Linked DNA regions of Homo sapiens: region 2 is linked to region 1. Evidence: chromatin loops called from intact Hi-C (ENCODE). Cell type or tissue: Caco-2. All regions are shown on one strand.

What was found. Hi-C counts contacts between places; a loop is a spot of excess contacts. Peaks named below come from ENCODE experiments on the same cell type or tissue, not always from the same donor. Only the 100,000 strongest peaks of a DNase experiment are listed, where the experiment ranks them.
Region 2: it touches region 1 in a loop (9-fold over the local background); 1 of 110 quality-filtered maps calls a loop at or near these places.

What each region holds. Positions count from the first base shown.
Region 1 is chr11:95,280,810-95,284,809 of GRCh38, forward strand. No RefSeq gene overlaps it. Among named protein-coding and RNA genes, the nearest start is that of SESN3, 52 kb to the left of the region's middle. RefSeq lists a silencer at 1-10. In Caco-2, no CTCF peak of the experiment used is centred here; a DNase peak (open chromatin) is centred at 1,652.
Region 2 is chr11:95,486,335-95,490,334 of GRCh38, forward strand. No RefSeq gene overlaps it. Among named protein-coding and RNA genes, the nearest start is that of SESN3, 260 kb to the left of the region's middle. In Caco-2, no CTCF peak of the experiment used is centred here; DNase peaks (open chromatin) are centred at 1,337 and 1,837.

The DNA.
Region 1 (4,000 bases):
TTTGCTTTGTTTCTCAGTTTTATGAACCGCTAGCAACATTGGTTCCCTCTAGAATTGTGTTAACTGTGCAAATGTGAACATCTGAAAACAATGAGTAGATGGCACCAAGGTCTCTCAGAGGCGCAATTACGTTAGATGCCCCTGATCTGGGAGTGTATATGACAGCCCCTCACTAGACTCACTACCTTCTGTTGAAAGTTCATGTCTTAAGAATTTATCTCCCTGTAAGATTGAGGGTTCTTTAAAGGCAGGGACCACATCTTAGCACCTAACATAGTGCCTGGCATGTAATAGAACCTCAATAAATGCTGGCTTCTGTTTTTTTCTGAGGACTGTATCTCTCCCAATGTACTTATACTGTATGTTAAATACATGAATCTGTACATACATTAGGAATGAAGTGCTGGTGCTCACACATGGATAAATTAGAAAATGATCAAACAATGATTCTCTGCTTGGGCTCTTTCCCTAAGAAAACAATGAGGAAAAAAATGAAAGAGGCTCTGAGAAGATTTTGGACATTGAAATCAGCAGCTTTGTATTTGAACTCCAACTTGCCATTTACTGGTCAGTTGGAAAGAGCTGGGTCAAGTTACTTAAAACATCTTAGATTCTGTTTTCTCATTTTTAAAGTGGGCATAATATGTATTATTATTTATGTACAGGCAAGTTTGTGTGAGATCAAGCACAGTGTCTAATAGGTAAGAGTTTCAATATTTATAGTTCTTGTCATTATCCTTGTTGGTCTCAGGATTTTGTGCCATTAAAAAAAAACAGTGATATAATTTTCTTATAAAACAAAATTCTGAGAAAGATGGGAGTGGGCTAGGCATTATAACATCATAATTAAGAGCAAATTTTGTTTCAAAATTGTGTCTCTAGCAAGTTAGGCCTCAATTTTCTTCTCTGTAAAATGGGGATAGTAACAACACCTGCCTTTATAAGCTTGGAGAGAATTTAACTAAAGAATGCCTGTATAGTACTTAGCAGCGTGGTGCCTGGTCCATAGAAAGTTCTCAATAAACAGTTATTATTAATAGTAGTCTCTCTCTTTCTCTCTCATATCCACACACCACTACCACTAAATCTATCAAATACCTTGTCTTTGCTTCAGCTGATTTTTATTCCATATGGACCAGTATGGTTCCACAGTGATTAATAAACAATACAGGGCAGGTGGAGAGAGAGACAGAAAGAGAGAAGTGTTTGTGTATGCATATAAGGGAGAAACATCTAAGGCTATTTCAAGATTCAAAATAACTGTTCCAGAGACCCTGGGCAAAAGCAGTGAAAAATCAAAGCAGCTAAATCCCCCCTCAATCCCAAACCAAGTGTTTACTCCTTAGCAAAACAAAGCTGCTGAAAGAGAATCAGCAGAACAAAAGCAGAGACTTGGAAAGTAACTTTGAGAGATATTGCAGAGAATTGTAAAGAAACTGTCCTTTCTAATCCCAGAGTTGCTGAAACTACAGAAAAGCTAGTAGAAATTAACCGTTTGTGTCACAGGCGGAGCACCATATGCTGCTCCCCTTCCCTGGAGAAAGAACAGCCAGCAATTGCTTCCCCATCCCCAGCAAGGCTGCTGAGCTCAGCCTGCACTCACTTGGGCTCTCTAATGAAATGCAATTGAACAAGCCAGGCCCCAGCATACTTAACCTTTGGACCACGGATGCCTACGTTTCTCTGGAGAAACAGCCAGTTGTGCTTGTCTTAGTGACTGTGATGCAACCACTGAAGGGAAAAGAAGGCTTATACCCACTACGATTTTGCAATGGCTCCAACAAAGAGCTTAAAGTATTTCAGATGCATTCAGAAATTAAACTCTGCTGGTCCTCCTGAGCCAGCATCTCTTCTGAATGCCAGAGGGACTGACAATGACAAAACCCAGACTCAACTGCTGATGCAGGCGTGGTGGTATTTGGGTTGTCTAGTCATGACAAGGCATAAACAAATCTCTTTGCCACTGTTTGCATGTGAAAAAATGGCATCTCATCAGACCACTTTCTACCCAGCTCCATTGGCAAGCTACCTCAATACCAACCCCCCGACCCCCGGAGTGGATCTTTGGGAAACTGGCCTTGAATATAGAACATGGAATTTTTTAAGAGAATAAATGTGCTCATTCTCTCTCTGGTTATACAAATATTTCTAGTCAAAGGTTGACTGACAGTAAGGGATTCAGGACAGTTGGACAAGAGGTTGGCTCCTGCTGACATCAATGAAAAGGGGCAGATCTCAGAGATGGGGTCTGACTTCGAAGGAAATGAAAAATGAGAGCTTGCTACAAAGACAGAATTTTTGTTTTAAGTAAGGTGCTTATAATACTTGCCTCTGGTGTGTACAGTGGGCCCCCACTTATCTGTGGGGGATAAATGTGTGGATGCTTCAAACTGCAGATGGTACTGAATCCTATATATATACTGTGTCAGTCACTCTGATAACTGAGATAGCTACTAAGTAACCAGAAGGTGAGTAGTGTGCACAGTATGGATACGCTGGACAAAAGGATGATCGTGTCCAGGATGGGAAGGTGTGAGATTTCACTGTGCTGTTCAGAAGGGCATGCAATTTAAAACTTGTAAATCGTTTCATTTCTGAAATTTTTTGTTTAATATTTTCTGAATGAAGTTGACTGCAGGTAACTGAAACCACAGATAAGGGGGAACTACTCTACTCTATAGATGATAAGAAAGGAACTGGATTTCTGTAACCTGGACAAGAGAAACTAAAGGGAAGAGCATGTGGCAGAGGGGCTGGAAAGAAGCAGTGGTGGAATTTTGTGACCATTTGCAAGGGAATGGAGGCTTACACATGGAGGATACTGGCCTCCACTTTGATTTGCTTTACTTCAAGTTCTGGGGTATGAGTTATAAAGAAATGGGTTCTCTGTGTAATTAAAAATGCCTAAGATTTTGCACCAGTGAGTCTGATTACGCAGAGTAAGAAAGTATTGCTCAATAAAAATTTGTTGAATTGAATGTTGCAATGGTTTGAATGAGTCCCTCAAAGTTCATGTGTTGGAAACTTAATCCCGAATGCAACAGTGTTGAAAGGTGGAACCTTTAAGCAGTGATGTGGTCATGAGGCTCTGCCGTCATGAATGGATTAAAGCAGGAGTGGGTTAGTTATCTTGGGAATGGATTCCTGATAAAAGAATGAGCTCAGCCCTCTTGCCCTCTCTCCCATGTGCTTTCTAGCCTCTCATGTTCTACTATAGGATGATACAACACAGAGGCCCTCACAAGATGGCAGCCCCTTGATCTTGGACTTCCCAGCCTCCAGAACTGTAAGAAATACATTTCTTTTCTTTATAAATGACCTAGTCTGTGGTATTTTGTTATTGTAACACAAATTGGACTGAGATAAATGCTCACATTTCCAGCCTCACATTTTTGTCACTGTGGCTGCGTAATGTGAGTCTCATTGTAACATGACTCACTGACAAACAAAATTATACACTGCTGCACCACCCACCTCAACACAATATTGCACACTGACAAAGCCTCTGATGAGGGAGTTCAGGCTGCTTGCAAACCCTACCTGTACAGGGGCCACCTTCACATCCGGTGAGTGGTAAAACAAATGAAATGATGACTGCATGACACAAAAACCTAGGTGGTCAGTCCCCAGTAGATCCCAAATAACCAGAAGATGATAACAAATTACCCTGAAAAGTGATGGATTACCTTTACTCTTGCCTTCCTGTCTTTAATAAAAATGTAATTATTTGCTTTCTCTCTCACTATGTAAATTTGGCTTAGTTAGGATTTTACCACTAGCTTCATATCACAAAACTAGGTTTTGATATGAGTAAAAAAGAAAAACTTGAAAGGAGAAAAGAGAACAGAGTGAGGACGAGGAGAAGAAGGAGTGGGGTAAGAACAACATAATTTAAATCAGAAAGCAAACAGCCTTAAGGAAGTCAGAACTACAATGAAGTTGGCTACTCACAAGCCAGAAGCCAGATTCTAGCCATCTACAAATAAAAAGGGGATTGTGG
Region 2 (4,000 bases), 210 kb after region 1:
ATGATCCCATGTAGAATTTCCATAACTTTAAACAGACTTCTATTAAATAGCATCAGTTGAATTTTATAATTGAGCACCCTGATTATGTTCACTTATTCATGGAAAATGTTCTCATTTTGATATTATCTCTTCTAAATCAAATCCAAAGTAAAACTTATTTTGTCTAGATTCATATATTTTGGGGCATAGGCTGGGTGTACATGCAGCTGTTGAAGCAGACTGTGGAGAGCAGGATATGATCATTTTGGCCACTTTCCCAAACTATCCCAATCACAGAGACTAAATGCCAGATGGAGAGGTGCAGTGGTCACGATGACAGGATCGCAGCTCAGTCAATCAGTGGGCATAACTGACATCCATCCAGCTTTGCCAGCTGGTGGGTGAGAAGAAGTATTAACATTTACAATAATGTTTCCTACATTTCCACAGCTCTGGTCCCCTGCCCCCAACATGTTCACATGGGTAGTCCAGTTCATTTCAGAGGTGCCCATCTCTAGATATTTCTGAGTTTTTTAAGGGGATTTATATGAGTAGCTAGAAAATCCCTTAGTACCCTAAATTGTATAGTCCTGGGAATGTTCACTGTTTCCTCAAGAGCCTTTATGGGAGGAGGAGTAGCCTGCCTTACCTTGAAGCGGAACCACTACTTATAGCATTCGTTCAAGACCTTCTGCTTTGGGAGACTGCCGCCACCCACCCACCGCCCCCCACCCCAAAACCCAACCGCTGGCGTTGCCCACCCATCCACTGCTCCCTCCAACCCCTAGCGTTGCTCTTGTCTATTGTTCACTTGTGTCTGCCCAGAGCCCTGCCTCCTTGTCCCGACACACAATGGTCCATGCAGCTGCCAGCCTCCTCTGAGCCACCTACTCTGGTCCTTCTTCCATCTGGGTGTCTGGTGATCTTTTTTTTTTTTTTCCACCCAATGAAAGAACTGACTTTTCTTTCTCGTGTTCCTCTCTCTCAGGGAACAATCCCAGAGCAGAGACGAATGGGGCACTGGCTGACAAGTTTCTCTTCTATTTAGTAAGTCTTCTCCTTCACAGAGCACAGCCTCATACAGTATTTAAACAACTTGCCCTAACACGTGAGTGCTGAGGGTATCAAAGGATGGACTTTGCTGAGTGAGGCTTGTTCAAGAACTTTCAGAATGCATGGCTTTCTGGTAAAGGTGGAGTAGAGAATTGAACCTCTGAGGCCAGTGTGTGGCTTCCCACTCTCTACTTGTTGAACTGAAGATGACTGAGCCTGCAAGTTAGAGGTTGCCTGACTTCTCTACCCAGTCACAGGTGAAACTAGGAGAGCAGTGAGGCATGGCTTGGGGGAAGCAGAGGAGTGAGGCAACAGCAGCTGAGTCTGAGCTTTGACTCAAAAGAGCCAACAAGTTGCACCGGTATTCATCATTCATTCACTCTGTGAATGTAGTCAGGATAACAATGGCATTTGCATCCCAGCAAGAGATTAAGTTATGAGAAACATGCTCCTCTAGGATGCCATTCTTTTACCCATTCATTCATTCATTTAGCTAGTATTTATTAAATGCCTACCTTGTGTCAGGGACTGTGGGAGTTCAGTCAGGCTGGTGGGAAAAATTTTAAAGATAGTTATAAGAAATAGACACAAACCTTCTTGGAAGGTGGAGGGGTTTGCTTAAACTCCAGTAATAGATCGGCTGAAGGCAGCCTAATCTTTACCTTAAGTAAATAGTTTAAAGTAGGTACAAAGGAATGTAAGGAAGTTTATCTAAATAGCTTGTTTACACATGTGGTCCTAAAACTAACCTTTGATCATTTGCGGGCAGGATGGCTGTCTCGGGGGTCGGGGGTCGGGGAGGGCAACCAGGTTAATTACCCTCTTGTGGTGTAGACTCAAAGCCTTTGTTTTTTAGTGTGTGCTGAATAAGTGCCAGCAGGGCCAGCTAGTTGTGGCTGCAGTTGTGACTCTTTACAGCACCCTCCTTGGTGTCTGTGAGTGGCCCAGACCCTCAGCCAGACAGGCAAAATATCTGCATCAGTGTATGTCTCTCATCCATCGCTGGGTCAGGGTCTGTGGGTAGAACCCCTGCAAGGGACATACATAGTGTGAATATATAGAGTATATATAGATAGATAGATGCTATAGACTGAATGTTTTATCCCCCTCTCTCCCACTAAACCCCCAATACGTATGTCAAAATATAATTCCCTAATGTGACTGTATTTGGAGATGGGATTTTGGAGAGGTAATTAGGTCATAAGAGCTCTGCATAGGATTAGATAATAGGACCAAAACCCTTATAAAAGAGACCCTAGAGAACTCACTTGGTCCCCTTCTGCCATGTAAGGGCACAGCAAAAAGACAGCCATCCCTGAACCATGAAGCAAGCCCTCACTAGACACTGAATCTGCTGGTACCTTGATCTTGGACTTCCCAGACTCCAGAACTATGAGAAGTATATTTCTTTTTTTTTATAAGCCACCAACCTGTGGTATTTTTGCTGTAGCAGCCCAAACATGCCAAAATAGCATACAGTAGACGGACATAGTATACAAAGCAAATACTTTACTTTCTCTGGAGCTGGATATTAAACAAACACACAGATAAATACATTCATACAGATTTTATGATGCTTATGAAGGAAAATAACAGGAGATAGTATAAAAAGGAAGTTAGGGTAGACCTCCCTGATGAACTATGATGCTACCTTATACTTATATAATGTTACTATGAGCTAGGCATACTTATTTCCTCTTGTAATCCTCAAGGAAACCTTATAACATACGTACTATTAATATCTCCGTTTTACAGATGAGGAAACCTACAAAGACGTTAATTAATAAGCCCAAGGTCATACAACCAGTAAATGGTAGACCCTGGACTTGAACCCAGTATTCGAAGCTTAAGAATGAGTAAGATTGAACCAGATGAAGAGTGTGTAGCTTTTCAAACAAAGAGAACAGTATGTGTGAAGGAGGCAGTGACAGCATGGGGCATTTTAGGAGGTGAAGAAGTCCAGTGATTGTAGTGACTGAGAGGACAATCACAAGACAAGAGGTAAACTGGGGCCAGATCATGTAACTTTTTTTCTTGCTTTTAAAAATTATAATTTACATAGAGTCAGAGTCACATTTTTAGTGTATAGCTTTGTGAGCTTCTATATGCCTGTATAGTCATGTAACCACCACTACAATTAAGATATAGAAGAGTATGAGAACCTCAAAAAATCCTTCAGTGTCCCTTTCTTAACAAAACTCCCCTTCACTTCCTCTTACGTGTCTTCTGACCCTATGATTTGGCCTTTACAAAAATGTTATAGAAAAGGGGTATATAATATGTAGCATTTTGAGTTTCCCTTCTTTCACTTGGTACAATGCATTTTTTTGTTTGTTTGTTTTTTGTTTTGTTTGTTTCTTGGATTCAGGGGGTACATGTGCAGGTTTGTTACATGGCTATATTGTGTGATGCTGAGGTTTGAGGTATGGATGGTCCCATCTCCCTGGTAGTGAGCATAGTACCAAATAGGTAGTTTTTATTTATTTTTTTTTTTTGAGACAAAGTCACACTCTGTTGCCCAAGCTGGAGTGTAGTGGCGTGATCTCAGCTTACTGCAACCTCCACCTGCTGGGTTCAAGAGATTCTCCTGCCTCAGCCTCTCGAGTAGCTCTGACTACAGGCATGCGCCACCATGCCTGGCTAATTTTTTTTTTTTTGTATTTTTAGTAGAGACGGGGTTTCGCCATGTTGGCCAGGCTGGTCTTGAACTCCTGACCACGTGATCTCACCACCTCGGCCTCCCAAAGTGCTGGGATTACAGGTGTGAGCCACCACACCCAGCCCCAAGTAGGTAGTTTTTCAATGCATGCTCCTTTCCCTCCCAACTATTGCTCCCATATTTTTGTCCATGTGTATTCAATATTTAGCTCCCACTTATAAATGAGAACATGTGGTACTTGGTTTTCTGTTTCTAAGTTAATTTGCTTAGGATAATGGCCACCAGTTGCATCTACGTTGCTGCAAAGGG